Linked DNA regions of Homo sapiens: region 1 is linked to region 2. Evidence: chromatin contacts called from ENCODE Hi-C data. All regions are on one chromosome and are shown on one strand. Each heading gives the region's core, a stretch centred on a gene start or an enhancer-like site at or near the end of the contact. The rest is flanking DNA. Distances are from core to core; before and after follow the strand shown. Region 1 holds the start of ZNF292 (zinc finger protein 292). Region 2 has its middle 120 kb from the start of SPACA1.

Evidence for each region. Hi-C counts contacts between places; a loop is a spot of excess contacts on that map. Pooled maps may share reads with other maps.
Region 1: a pooled map shows a loop between it and region 2 (8-fold over the local background). The contact joins the promoter of ZNF292 here to the enhancer-like site in region 2. A Hi-C loop is called at or near these places in 25 of 37 single-sample maps with no recorded cell type and 5 of 50 pooled maps.

Annotation. Positions count from the first base shown.
Region 1 is chr6:87,150,432-87,157,121 of GRCh38, forward strand. It overlaps ZNF292 (zinc finger protein 292), which reads left to right and starts at 5,134. Exons shown (of 8, transcript NM_015021.3): 1 at 5,134-5,328. The coding sequence starts at 5,161. It overlaps LOC124901355 (translation initiation factor IF-2-like), which reads right to left and starts at 4,816. Exons shown (of 2, transcript XM_047419630.1): 1 at 4,545-4,816; 2 at 725-2,871. The coding sequence starts at 1,957. The coding sequence ends at 1,277. RefSeq lists enhancers at 1,357-1,426, 1,658-2,158, 4,672-4,831, 5,102-5,441, 5,953-6,560 and a silencer at 1,627-1,746.
Region 2 is chr6:87,921,805-87,928,112 of GRCh38, forward strand. No RefSeq gene overlaps it. Among named protein-coding and RNA genes, the nearest start is that of SPACA1, 120 kb to the right of the region's middle. RefSeq lists enhancers at 3,442-4,531, 3,717-3,906. Within about 2 kb of position 3,752, at least 5 of the 41 ENCODE cell types and tissues checked have a DNase peak (open chromatin) inside an H3K27ac peak, as active enhancers do.

The DNA.
Region 1 (6,690 bases), core at 3,884-6,383, 770 kb before region 2:
CAGAGGGTAAACACTTGGTGGGAACAACAATTCTGGCCTGATACATGAGCTGAATACTACTCAAAATGATATTATTTACATTATTATTATTGTTGTTATATTGAAGAACATATCTATAAGAATTACAGAAACCAGCAAAACTAAGAAGTTGATGTCCTAAAATGGGAAGAGACCTGGGAATTTCCAAGTTTGTCACATCTGCACAGTATTATTTCTTTAAAAAGCCAAATGCCACAAAAGTTGTATTCTCTAATTTTTTTAAATAACCTTGAATTTCTGATGAGGCAAATGAGGCACAGTGATTAAAATTTAGAAATATAGGAAAAGAAAGGCACTTTAAAATATTTATTTCTCTCTGATTCTTTGGAGAAATGCTGTGAACCAACTCCAGGATTCTCTATAGAAACAGGCTGGGTGTGGTGGCTCACGCCTGTAATCCCAACACTTTGGGAGGCCGAGGCGGGCTGATCATTTGAGGTCAGTAGTTCGAAACCAGCCTGGTCAACATGGTGAAACCCTATCTCTACTAAAAATACAAAAATTTGCCTGGTGTGTTGGTGGGTGCCTGTAATCCCAGCTACTTGGGAGGCTGAGGCAGGGGAATCGCTTGAGCCCGGGAGACAGAAGTTGCAGTGAGCAGAGATCGCGCCACTGCACTCCAGCCTAGGGAGACAGAGTGAGACTCCGTCTCAAACAAACAAACAAAAGAACAATGTATAACACATTTATGCTTCCAAGATTTTATTTTGCTTTATTTCACAATTATTTTCATCTTGGTTAAATTAGAAGGATAATTGAGGCTCTATTAAAAGCATGTTCTTTAAATATTATTCTCCTTATTTGCATTTGGCTTTTCCTCAAATGGAAAGGAAAACGATATCCAAATAGACAATTTTTTAAAATCCCTCCTTATTTAATTACCTGTTCATATAAATATATGAAAATATATATGCTAGCCTTTTTTTTTTTTCTGGGAAAAACTCAAAGGCTACAATTAATCCTCTTAAATGTGAGTCCCATGTTTTCTCTGCTTTTGGAATCACTTCAACATGTGGCACAGCACCTGCCTTAATATTTTTAACATTATATTGACTCCTTTTGCTGTTCCTCTCGAAGAAAATGTCTTCCTTGGAAAAGTGTGGTGTCTAACCGATCCCAATAGCGCTTTAACCCATGCTCTTTCTCTTTGCATCTGTGGGCACAGCACTGGTTCCCAGACTCTGGGGGTGGGGGTGGGGGGTTTCTACTGGACCAAACCCAGGATAGACTCCGTCCCTCACTTCTGAGATCCAGAGGCTGCCTGTCTGTGGCTGGGCTGCCCAGCCCTTTGGAAGAGAGTAGGTTGATGGAGCCTCTTCGAAATCAGGCAGCAGTGCCCGCGCCACGGCCTCTGCAGGACAGACTCCAGCATCCCCGGGGTGGGTTTCCGGAGGCCCCGCTCCCCGCCGCGCCCTGGAAAGGCTCCAGAATCTCTCGGCCTGGAGGCCCCTGGCGGCCTCTGCTCCCAAGCGGGGAGTCGCAGCCAGGCTACAGCGGGCTTGATCCTCAGTGCTGGGTGGAAAAACCGCGGCGGCAAACGCCGGGCCTGCAACTGCTGGGTGTCGGCGTTGCTGGTTCGCGGGCGGCGGCGGCGGCGGCTCCGCGACAACAGAGGACGCGAGCAACCGGCGCAGCGCCCAGCAGGGCCTTGGCGGGGTGGAGGGGCGCAGGCTGGGTTAGCGGAGCAGAGCGGACCGATCTGGTGCCCTCCGTGGCCCGAGGCCTGCGGACCTTCTCCGTTCTCCGGCCCAGGGCGAGAGCGGGGCAAGAGACAGCGCCCCGATAGTGGCGCACGCTCTCCGCCATCCCCGGGCCTCGCGCTTTCACCTCGCGTGCTGGGGCGAGGGCGGGGCTGCGGGGTGTACTGGGTCGGGGGTAGGAAGGACCTGCCAGGCCTTAGCCCTGAGCTATCCGTCATCCGCTAACGCCGCGCTCCCTGCATCCCTGGCTTGGCCCCCAGGCTCTGCGCCGCTTGTCTGTAGCAGACACAACTCAGCTCCCTTACTGTCCTCAGGCCCGGCTATTTCAAGAATTCCAGAAAAAGAGTGCACCGGCGTGTGCGGGCCGGTGCTGCCCGGAAAACCCGTGAAGCAGGCACGCACGGCCCGGATGCAAGCACATCTGTCCCCTCCCCCAAAGGTCTCCCCAGCTTTATTGATCGCGTGGGTGCGGGTAGGGATCTAAATTTGTCTCCCAGATTTTCTCTGAAATCGAGTCTCTTGGGAGTGAAGGTCCATATGATTACACCACGTCCTTAGCAGTCGCGTTGTGTTCAAAATGGGCATGGGTGCTCGCGGCGCGGATACTGAGTTCCCCAGAGACGCGGAGTCTTTTGCCCCAGGGGCTTATTCTTGTTTTCTCAATGGAACAGGTCTTCGAATCTCCCCAGGAACATCTCAGTAAGTAGGGGTGTGCGTGTTTGTGTGTGTGTCAGTGTGTGTGTGTAAATGGTTCCTATGAGCTGACAGTTTGGTATTTAAAGAACAAATGGACATAAGCACAGAAGTCATGACTTTTCTATGGATAAGATTGAGATTTCTGAGATTTCCAAGACAAGGTTGACCTGTCACGGGATAGTATTTTCAATCCTTCTCATTAAAAAAAAAAAAAAAAAAAAAAGCCTGCACTTATGTAGAGATTCGTTGGACATTCTTGTTAGTATCTGAGATTACTTTGATGTTCTAAGTTGAATACAGGCATGCATTTTCATAATAGAACATTTGTCATATCGTATGTATTCCCATTGCAGATCATTTTCCCACAAAACTGTAAGCTTCTTCAAGGCAGGAAGAGCTTTTATTCGCCTCTGACTTGTCCCAAACCAAGTAGTGCCTGCAAATATCAAGTACACAATAAATGAGTGTTAATTACACCACTCACCCCCAATCCTTACATTTCCTGTAGGCTCTAAATATTTCTATGTGTGTGCAAAGGAGAAGAAATGGAGGAATGTGGACATAGGGTTCACAGATACTAAATAAACATAAAGACATGGCCATCCATGCTGATGGACATTTACCAGATAGTAATGGTGCTCAGAATCAATTTGCTAATCAAGTCTCCATAGTTTTAGGGTTGTTATGTGCAAGAGGTAGGAATGACCTACATTATCAGGCAATTCTCTTAAAAATCAATATCTGGATATATATGTCTCCCACCCCTCAACCCCCATTTTTTCTTTCTTTCTATAGATTAGGTGTGGTGTAAACCATTATACTTGAAGTGGAAATGAGCTTGCTAACCTGTGATACCTTACCTTGGATTTACGGGTACATTTGGCTAACCTCATATTTCCCTTTTTGCATTTTTTCACTGGAATCCTAAGATAACATAAACTGGTGAAACCTGGTTTGGGTATCTAAAATACTTAACTTGGGAAAGTGAACTGAAAATATTAAAAATCATTAGCTGCCTTAATTGTTCCTTTTTCAACTCAGTGATACTATTATATCCTCTCTTCTCAGCCTTTGAATGTACTTCCCAGTCTCTTCCATGAGTAAACATTTGAAGATTAAACATTTGAAGATTCTACCTTGTTAATATGTAATATTAACTGATACTGTTTTTCATAAGGGGTTTAACTGTGCCTGGTCACCTTATATAATGCCGCTTTAAAAACATCACCATCACTGATGCGTTATAAAACATTTATTCTGGACAACATAGTATGTAGAACACTTTCCATTAATTACTAGAAATCTTTTGAAGAGGACGCTGCCCACAATGGGAAGTATTTTTATTTTAGATCCTTGTACTAAAAAAATATACTTCACTCAGAGTAAATGAAAAGACTGGGTGCCTCATCAATATCATTGTTTCTAAATTTCTGTAGACTATTCAGTTGCAAGAGAGATAGGTCTTTTGTCTAATGCTCTAACGGTAAAAAAAATATTAGTTTTATTAAGAACTTTAGGGTTAAGCTCTTGGATTTTTGTAGCACCTCTTCTACTCTTTTGTTCAAGTGCCAAGTATTAATTCTTTTCAGCTTGTAAGTAAAATGTGGTTCAGAATGCTACCTCTATTTGTAGCATTAGGAAAAAAAAATGCTGTAGATATTTATAATAATTCTCGACAATATTGTTTTATTTTAGCATCAATTTCCTCTCCTCCGTTATGATTTTTAATGGAGTCCTTATTGGTGTTTTTTTTTTCCTTGACCTACTTTCTTTTCAATAGCTTTCATATATAGCCTGTTGTCATTGTTGGTGATTTCTGTAGAGTGTAGTAGAGTCTAAATCACGGTGAAACAGAGTAGTTAGTTATCACTTATTCTAGAAATGTTTTCGTGGTTTAAAAGTCATCTGGTCTGTTCATATTCTGACTTCTTTTAAACTATGCTTTTCATGAATTTGCTCCGTTCTCCAGACTGAGGATTGAACCTCATTCTGCTCTGACCCAATTGTTCTTTTCCTTTGTTGCCTCCACCCCCTAGAGAATGTGTTTCCAGGGGACAGGCGTTCTTGGTGCTGAAGAGGAGGAGAGTCAAGTGAGACGAGATCTGGTACCTCACGCACTAGATCCCTCCTCTCCGGCCTGGTGAGAAGTCAGAGACAATTTTGACAGTTCATAGTCCTGCCTTGGCTCTCACGCTTGCGGTCCATGGGCGGGTTTTACCTTCTCTCTCTTCCTCTGCTTCTGGCCTGCTTACAGGCCAACAGCAAATGCAGCCATTGCCCGAGACCACTCAGAACTCTCCCTGTGCCATCCTCTTGGGGAACAGGAGGATATGTCCGTAGAAGACTTCGTGGACTGGGGAAAGCCACGCCGGGATCGGGACGCCGGAGAGGGTCGCCCCTCCCTAGGCTTTTTCCCGTCGCGGCGCCCACGTGACCGAGAGCAGGCCTTCACCAGCCCGCCCCTTTCGGCCGCTGCTGCCCACTTCCCGCTCGGGGTAAGTAAACCGCCGTTTTCCGCACCGCCCCAACCCCGCCCTTCTCCTTTCCCCTTGCCTTCACCTCCCTCGGGCTCTCTCGCGCCACTCTCCCCACCCCCATATCTTCCCCATCGGGCCCTTTGTACGTGCTCGGCGCCGTGCAAGCGCGCCCGGCACGTGACCCCGCCGAACGTGGCATTGTGTTATCACGTGACCCAGGTGCGTACGCGACGGAGCGGGGTGTGAAGATGGCGGACGAAGAGGCCGAGCAGGAGAGGTTGAGTTGCGGCGAAGGCGGCTGCGTCGCGGAGCTGCAGCGCCTGGGCGAGCGGCTCCAGGAGCTGGAGCTACAGCTGCGGGAGAGCCGGGTACCGGCCGTGGAAGCGGCCACCGACTACTGTCAGCAGCTGTGCCAGGTGAGGGCGCCCGGTGGTCCCCTCCCCCTTTCCCCAGCTAGAGGGGGAAGAGGGCGAGCGAGCGCTAGGCGGCCGAGAGGTGGTCGCCGCTTCCTTGGCATCATCGGCGCCTCCGCCTGGGTGGGAGCGGGAGTAGAAGGAAGGCGCCTTTGTGTGGCTGCAGTTGTGGCGGTTGTTGTCGTCTGCAGCTCCTGGCTGGGGGAAGGGAGTTGCGGTCAAGGCGGAAAATCCCCCCTCCCCTTTCCTTCCCTGAACTCGGGACTGCGCGGTCCCCGCGGCTGAGGAAATGTACACGGTGCGGATTGGAGAGAGTAGGAGAATGGAGGCCAGGTTCTCTTCCTCCTCCTCCTTTTATTGTGCACTGGGGATTACCGCGCCTCCCGCCTCTGCGCCTCTGCTTCCCACTCCGACGGGCCTCCGCCCCCACTGGTTTGATTCCTTTGCCTTCCCCTGCTTTCATCCGTCCCGCCCCCCAGCCCCGGCCCTGTCCTGGCTGTCTCCGGGCCTTTGTTGTTCGAGTTTCGCCTTAGGACTGAAGGGGCCTTTGTTGATGTTCGGAGGAGCAGTCCCCGCCGACCCCTTCTAGTTGAGCTAGACGTTCGGGAGGGGGTGCTTGGCGGAGGTTGTCCCCTCCTGCCCATACTTGCTTGCTTGGTGCATCACTTCTGTGGTAAAGCTTTATCTCCTTAGTGTAGAGGAGCTGTGCCTGTACATCTGTCTCAGGTTGAGTGTCCTTTTGGGGCGGTTTTTCCAGAGTCCGTTTCTCATTTGCTTTCGCCCTTCGAGGAGTATGATTTCCACTATCCTTTCTGTCCCGATCACCCCCTCACCCCTGTTTCTTGGAGTCCTTCCTATTTGGCTTCCTGATGAAGTGGGAGAAGACTGAGGTTCATGTGGATCTGTGCTTTGGGTAGTTTCAAATCTTTTCTTTGCTTGCCCAAGGGCACTGCTCACCAGTGACTGCATTCTAACCAGAATTTGGAATGTTAATAACACTGTTTGCTAGTGATGAAAATCATTTCATCCATGGTGAAAATCGGAGAGTTTGGGACTACATTTGCACTTCATTACGAGCCTTACACTTAGGTTTAAAATTTCAAGGTAGTGTTGCTGGCTCTGGTGAAGACTTTGATTTGATTGTCTTGAGGAGGAAAAAGAAGACACAATTTACACAGGTCATATTTAGAGTTAACTTGTGAGTGTATCATTACAGAGAATTCGTTTTGGAAAAATACTGATCTTAACGTAGAACAATGGTTGACCATTTTAGCTGAGTAGATTACATTTTCACTTATTTTTTAGCTTCCAAATATTGAAATATTTTCTTTATTATGTCGGGGATACGTGATCACATACAAAAGA
Region 2 (6,308 bases), core at 2,502-5,001:
AGGGGAGGTTGCAGTGAGCCAAGATCATGCCATTGCACTCCAGCCTGGGCAACAAGAGCAAAACTCCATCTAAGAAAAAAAAAAAAATTCCCTGAACAGCCATGCTTTCATTCCTCCATGCACTGTTCATGATGTTTCCTCTTCTGAGAACACCAAATACCCCATGCACACCTGACTATCCTTCCAGCTTAAGTGTTAGGTCTGCTGATTCTCTTAGGCCTGGGAGCTCTTTTTTTGGCATTCCCATAGCAATCTAGTAAATGATAATAGAACTTAGCACACATATCCAACCCCAAAATGGAGCTTTTAAAACTGTGGGTCAACATCCCATTAGTGGGTGGTGAAGTCAATTTAAAAAGTAAAATAGAACATAAAGTATCAGAGTATATTGCCTATAGTAAGGGTCTGGTATGTGAACTTTTGCTGCTGCTGGTGTTGCTGCTGGGTGGTGTGTGTGTCTGTGTGTGTTTGGGGGGGGGGTTGTTACTATGGGTGATGGGCACTAGACCGTGAGATACTTTAGTGCCAGGATCTTGCCTCAATCATCTTTGTATGCCTGGGGCTCAGCCCAGCGTTGGCACAGAGTTGACAGCAAATGTTGAGTGAATGAAAGAATCAGTGCAAATGTGAGAATACTGTAAAAGGTCCTCAACATGTTCTCAGGAGGCCAACAAGGGTGACTGGCAAAACACTGAAGATTGCAAAACCCATTTGCTAACCCTGCCCATGTTTATAAATAATCAAAGCCAGAGGTTTGGAGTAAGTCAAGCCCATGTCTTCTGCAGGTATGGACTCAGATTCAGCTAATACTTAGCATCTACTTCTTTGCCACATGCTATCTTATTTAGTCTTACAAAAAAGCTGCAGTCATGACTTTCCTTTTTCAGTTCTGAAACCAAGGCACAGGGAGGGTTAAATGTTGCTTTAAGCAAGAACTGTGCTTGAATTTACATCTTTTATCAGTTAGGTGAGTGTTCTTTTATGTAGGGAGATGCACAAGTCAGGAGTGTGCCAGCTTCTGGGAGGCTGTGGAGGAGAGATGGGGAGGACCAGGGTAGCATAGGACCCATGCTTGGTGATAGCTCAAAGGAAACAGCCACACAGAGAAGAAAAACATTAGCATATATTTGTGACAAAGACTTGTAAGGCCTATGAAGAAGTGATTTGAGTAGGCATGTCAAAGGTCCATTAACCAAAAAGCAGAAGACACAGCTCTCTAAGTGTGACAGGAAGTATTTGTCATACAGTTGTACTGTCACGGATGGGAGCCACCAGCAGCTGTTGTGTGCTGTTTGCACATTAACCACACAATCGTGGAGATTGATTTGGGAGCCTAGTCCCTGCCCCACTCCCCTGTCAGCCTTCACCTGTCTGCTCCCTCCTCTCTCCTTCCTACCCCACTGTTCACTCACCCCTGCCCCCTGGCCCACCTCCTCTTCCATCTGGATGCCTCAGAGCAGATGTGGACACAGCCATATGTTCCATCACTCTGACTAATGCTGCTGTGCTTCTAGGTTGGCTCAAGTTGGATTGTGATTAGTGTTTACTGCTATTATCACTAGATCAGATAATGGTGATGGTTATTGATTTGCCTAGCACAAACCTCTTTGTTTATTAGGAGCCTTGTACATAATGAAGGGAACACACCGAAAGACAAACAAAAAATATTTGTATTTATTTATTGAAAATGGGCAGTGCAAGACTGTGTCCTTGGCTCTGTCCTGTTGAACATTTTCATTAGGGACTTGGATCAAGACTTAAGAGACCTGCTGATCAAATTTGCAGTTGGCACAAAGCGGGGCAGGACGGCTAATAGGCTAGATAAGAAGAGCAGATTTTAAAAAGATCTTGACAATTGGAACAAAAAGCCAAACCAACAGAAAAAAATTTAATAAGAAACTTAAGGTCTTGTACTTGGGTAAATAAAAATCTGCTTCAAAAGTATATAGGATAGGAGGAGAGACTTTTCTTTGTAGCAGTTCTAGGGAAAACAACTAAGGACTTTTAGTAGATGTCGGCTCTACCATGAGTTAACGAAGAAGGTGATGCAAATTAGGCTGCATGAATAGAGGCCCTGAACAGATCCCCACATCTGCAGGACTCCGAGTGTCTATCACATTGAAGATAAAAATACAAACATGTTATTGATTGATTGATGATTGATGGATTGAAAACAATTTTAAATTCTTCCTTAAAAATTATCAGAGGCCAGGCGTGATGGCTCACACTTGCAATCCCAGCACTTTGGGAGGCTGCAGTGAGTGGATTGCTTGAGCCCAGGGGTTTGAGACCAGCCTGGGCAACATGGTGAAACCCCATCTCTACAAAAAATACCAAAAAAATTTAGCCAGGTGTGATGGCACACCTATAGTCCCATCTACTTGGGAGGCTAAGATGGGAAGATTGCTTGGCCCCAGGAGGCTGAGGTTCTGCTAAGTTGAGATTGCTCCACTGCACTCCAGTCTGGGTGACAGAGTGAGACCCTGTCTCAAAAATAAATAAATAAATAAATAAATCAGAGTAACAAGAGTTAACTGCAGGTAATGAAACATTATAGGTATATTAAAAAAAATTCTTCCTTCTAACATCCCCCAAAACAGATAACACATGTTAACAACTTGGTGTGTATCCTTCTGTGCTGTTACTCATGCTGAGACAAACATATCAAAACAAACCCACAAGTATATAAGATTTTTGTTGGGATTTTTGGTTTTTCATAAAGTGGACAAACCCATTTTCTCCATCTTTCTTCACTTAAGGATACATCATTGACACCTCTCCAAAATTAATTTTAAAATGCTTAATGTTCCAGAAATATGGATGTGGTATCATTTATTCATCCCTTAATCAATGTCACATTTAAGAGGGATATGGGCAAATAGGGCAGGGGATGATGTTCCAGGGCAGGATGGCAGAAGTGGAGCCAGAAGCCATGACATAGAAAAAAGGACTGATGCAACCAGAGATGCTTAACTGGGAGAATAAAAGGTGGGTGGAAGAAGGGGAGGGTTGGTTGGGTTCATCAGTTAATATTGGAGCTTTGCTCAGACTGGGGTTGAACAGGTTAGTAATTCTATGGTTAGTGTTTGATTCCTTGTCAAGACAGGTCTAGGGAAGTGGGGAGGGTGAAGACTCTATTTCCTTCAGTGATTGGAGGGTTGTGCAAAACAGCAGCCTTTGGGGTTACCAAGCGTGGCCCACCCTATCCCCAGAGAGCTGGCGGGCTCTGTGGAACAACCTCCACAGTAAGCACATTATAAAAACATTAGGCGAAATAATAAAAATAATGACATTAAAAAGAAAAATTGTTGTAGAAACCAAACAAACCCAGACCTACAGCCGAGGCAGGCACCAGCCGGGATGTTGTTAGCATGCTTAGGAGAAATTTGATTTCGATGAATTTCGTTGTCAGTGTAACCAGGGCATGAATCACCCTCCTCCGCCCTTTCTCATCGTTCTAATACCAAGATTTAGAGAACATGGCATTAGAGAGATAAAGAGGTTCACAAACAGTATCAGCCAGGAGCCCCCCGGGCCCAAAAGCAGCACCAGGCTCAGCCAGGAGGCAGCTTTCTGCTGTTATGGGCCTATAAATCTGAAGGCATCTGAACCCCTGCGGGATCTGAAGCCATCAACTCTGAGACCAGAACTGTCACCTTTTCTGCTCCCAACCTCTTCCTCCCACCACAGTCCACCTGACCATGGGGTGAGAAATGAGGTTTCTCACTAGAAGCAAGTTCTGGCAGAGCAGGGGCCTGGCCACACCAGTGCTGTAGCAAGCAGCTTGCACTGGCTTCCAGGGTTTGCATCCGTGGTGACAAATGTACTCTCCTGAGGTGGCTAGGAAAAGCCACCTGTCCTGCCAGACACAGGGATGCAACGCCAGTGTAGGATCTGGAGGATCCCACATGCAGCATCGGGGCAGATGGTCACAGTCTGGTGACTGGGGAATCCCCAACGGCCCTGAAACCATGCTCTCAGTTTTATTTTTAGCTAATATGTACTTGATCCTTTCCCACGTGCCAGACATAGTGCCAGGTGCTTCCTGTGGATCATCTCCATCCGTGTTCCCAGCCCTCTGCTAGCTACTGGTGCACATACTTTACACATGAGGAGACTGAGGCTCAGGGAGATGAAGTTACCTGGCCCAAGTCACTCAGCTGGCCAGGAGTGGAGCCAGGGCTTGACCTGAGGTCTGCCCAACTCCAGCATTTATACCCTTTCCATTAAGAGTTGATGATGCCTCATGGCCATGAGAAGGGACTACGGGGAAAAGTGGGCTTTCCTAAAGCCTTTGCTTTCTCTCATCTGATTACAAATCCAACCAATTTCATGCGTTCCAATTCGAAGTGCTCAACCTACCCTCATTTATCTATAGTTCGTCACAGCCCTCAAGATTGCTTAGGGGATGGGGGACCTGTCTTAGTAATACCAGTGCTTCAGGCCGTTACCACTCACACAGGTGACAAAAACAGGGACTAGAAATTAGAATTAGAGAAATCCACAAAGCGCTGAGGTTGGCTGTCTTGTGGTGGCGTTTCTCAGATACCAGGGCCCACTGATTTATTTCCCTCAAGGAGAGGCAGTGAAAAACAGTGGTTAGGAAAATAGTCATGAAACATGGATTCTGGAGTTGAGTGATCTGGGTTTAAGTCCCAGTTCTGGCTGTGACTTTGGGCAAGTTACTTAACCTTGTATAAAACAGGAATAATAATAAGATTAAATGAGCTCTTGTATACAGAGTTGTCAGCTTAGTCCCTTGCACAAAGTAGGTATTCAGTACATACTATCCATTGTGGATAGTATGTTGTCCCCAGGTACAGCGGGGACACTGCAGAAGCACTGTCATTAAGGCATGCACTTGGAGTTGTTTTTCCTGTAGGGGGAACATGTTTTAGTCAACCAATATCTGTTCACAAATCTGGCGTCTTTTGGGGAATTGTTTGGGAACTGCCTGGCCTGGGTAAAGAGAGGCATTTCCAGAAGAATATAATTCCAGGCTCAAAGACAGCTGATTCACAGTACCGGTTCTGCCAGTCACCACTGGGTCCTTTGTGCAGTCACTCCATTCTCTGAGTTGTGACTGAAGGATTATGAGAGCCACCTTGGCTAGGTCATTGTCCACCTGAGATGAGGTCACAAATATAAAGCACCCAGAAGAGTGTTTGGCCCCCAGATGGTACATGGTGGTAATTGGTCCCCTTCTGCTGTGGCCTAACCACAACTTCCCAGACCAGATCACTGGTAAATGTCCTCCAGGCTTCTTCAAACCTGTTTCTTGTACTTGCCAAGAAGGATATGACATCCTAAGGCGCTCAGATGACCTCCCTTCCCAGAGACAACTTAGCTCAAACATAGAAAAGCCCAGTCATTAGAAGGGAATTCAATCAATAAGCAGGACTAAAACTAGGTAGAGGAAATCCTTTCATTAAGTATTTAAATGCCTTTTGCGATCTGAGTTTACATAGAAATCATAGAGGGCTACTTGTTAATCACTTCTTTTTCACAAGTATAAGGCTAGCTGGTTCCTTTTCCTGACTGCTCCTTCTGGACTTTGGGGGATGAATGGGAGGTTCGAGGCCACATGGTGGGGACCCTCTCATTGGCCTTATCCTACCATTAATAGGAATATGTGCACTCTGGCAGGTCAGGACTCCCAACCCAGGGTCTCAGAGTCCTCTGAAAATGGAAAATCTTGAAGGCCTTCTGATCACCAGGAGTCTGAACTTCATTTCTTCCTTCTGCTGAAGATTCCCCTAAGGCACTACTTATCTTAAGAACTTCCCTGAAACCCCCTACTCCCTACCCCCAGAGATTTTCCACTCCCTTCCAGGAGCCCCCATTCCACTGGAAGTACACTTCTTTGAAACCTCTGCAAAGCTTTCCTGGTCCTGTAAGTTTACCTTCATGGGCTCCTTAGAGCCTATGCAAACCTCAAAAGTGAGGATTATGTTTGTGTTTAGTCCTGAGCTCCAGCATCCAGTTTATTGGCTAGCACATAATAGGTGTTTACTTATGTTGAAGGAATTTCATGTTAAAGAGACGATAAGCAAGGTACTTTAATCCACTGTAGTTCACCTATGCTTACTCATAACATGGGGATAATAAGAGTTCTTACCTATCTCATAGGGTTTTATGAGCATTAAATGAGACAACCCATTGTTAATGTTTAGCACAGTGTCTAGCACATAGTCATCACTCAGTGCATATTAACCATCATTGTATAATATTATTAACATTCTGATTCCAAAATTTCTGGCCCCATTTTAAAAACAGATAATCCGGTTGGGTGCAGTGGCCTGTAATCC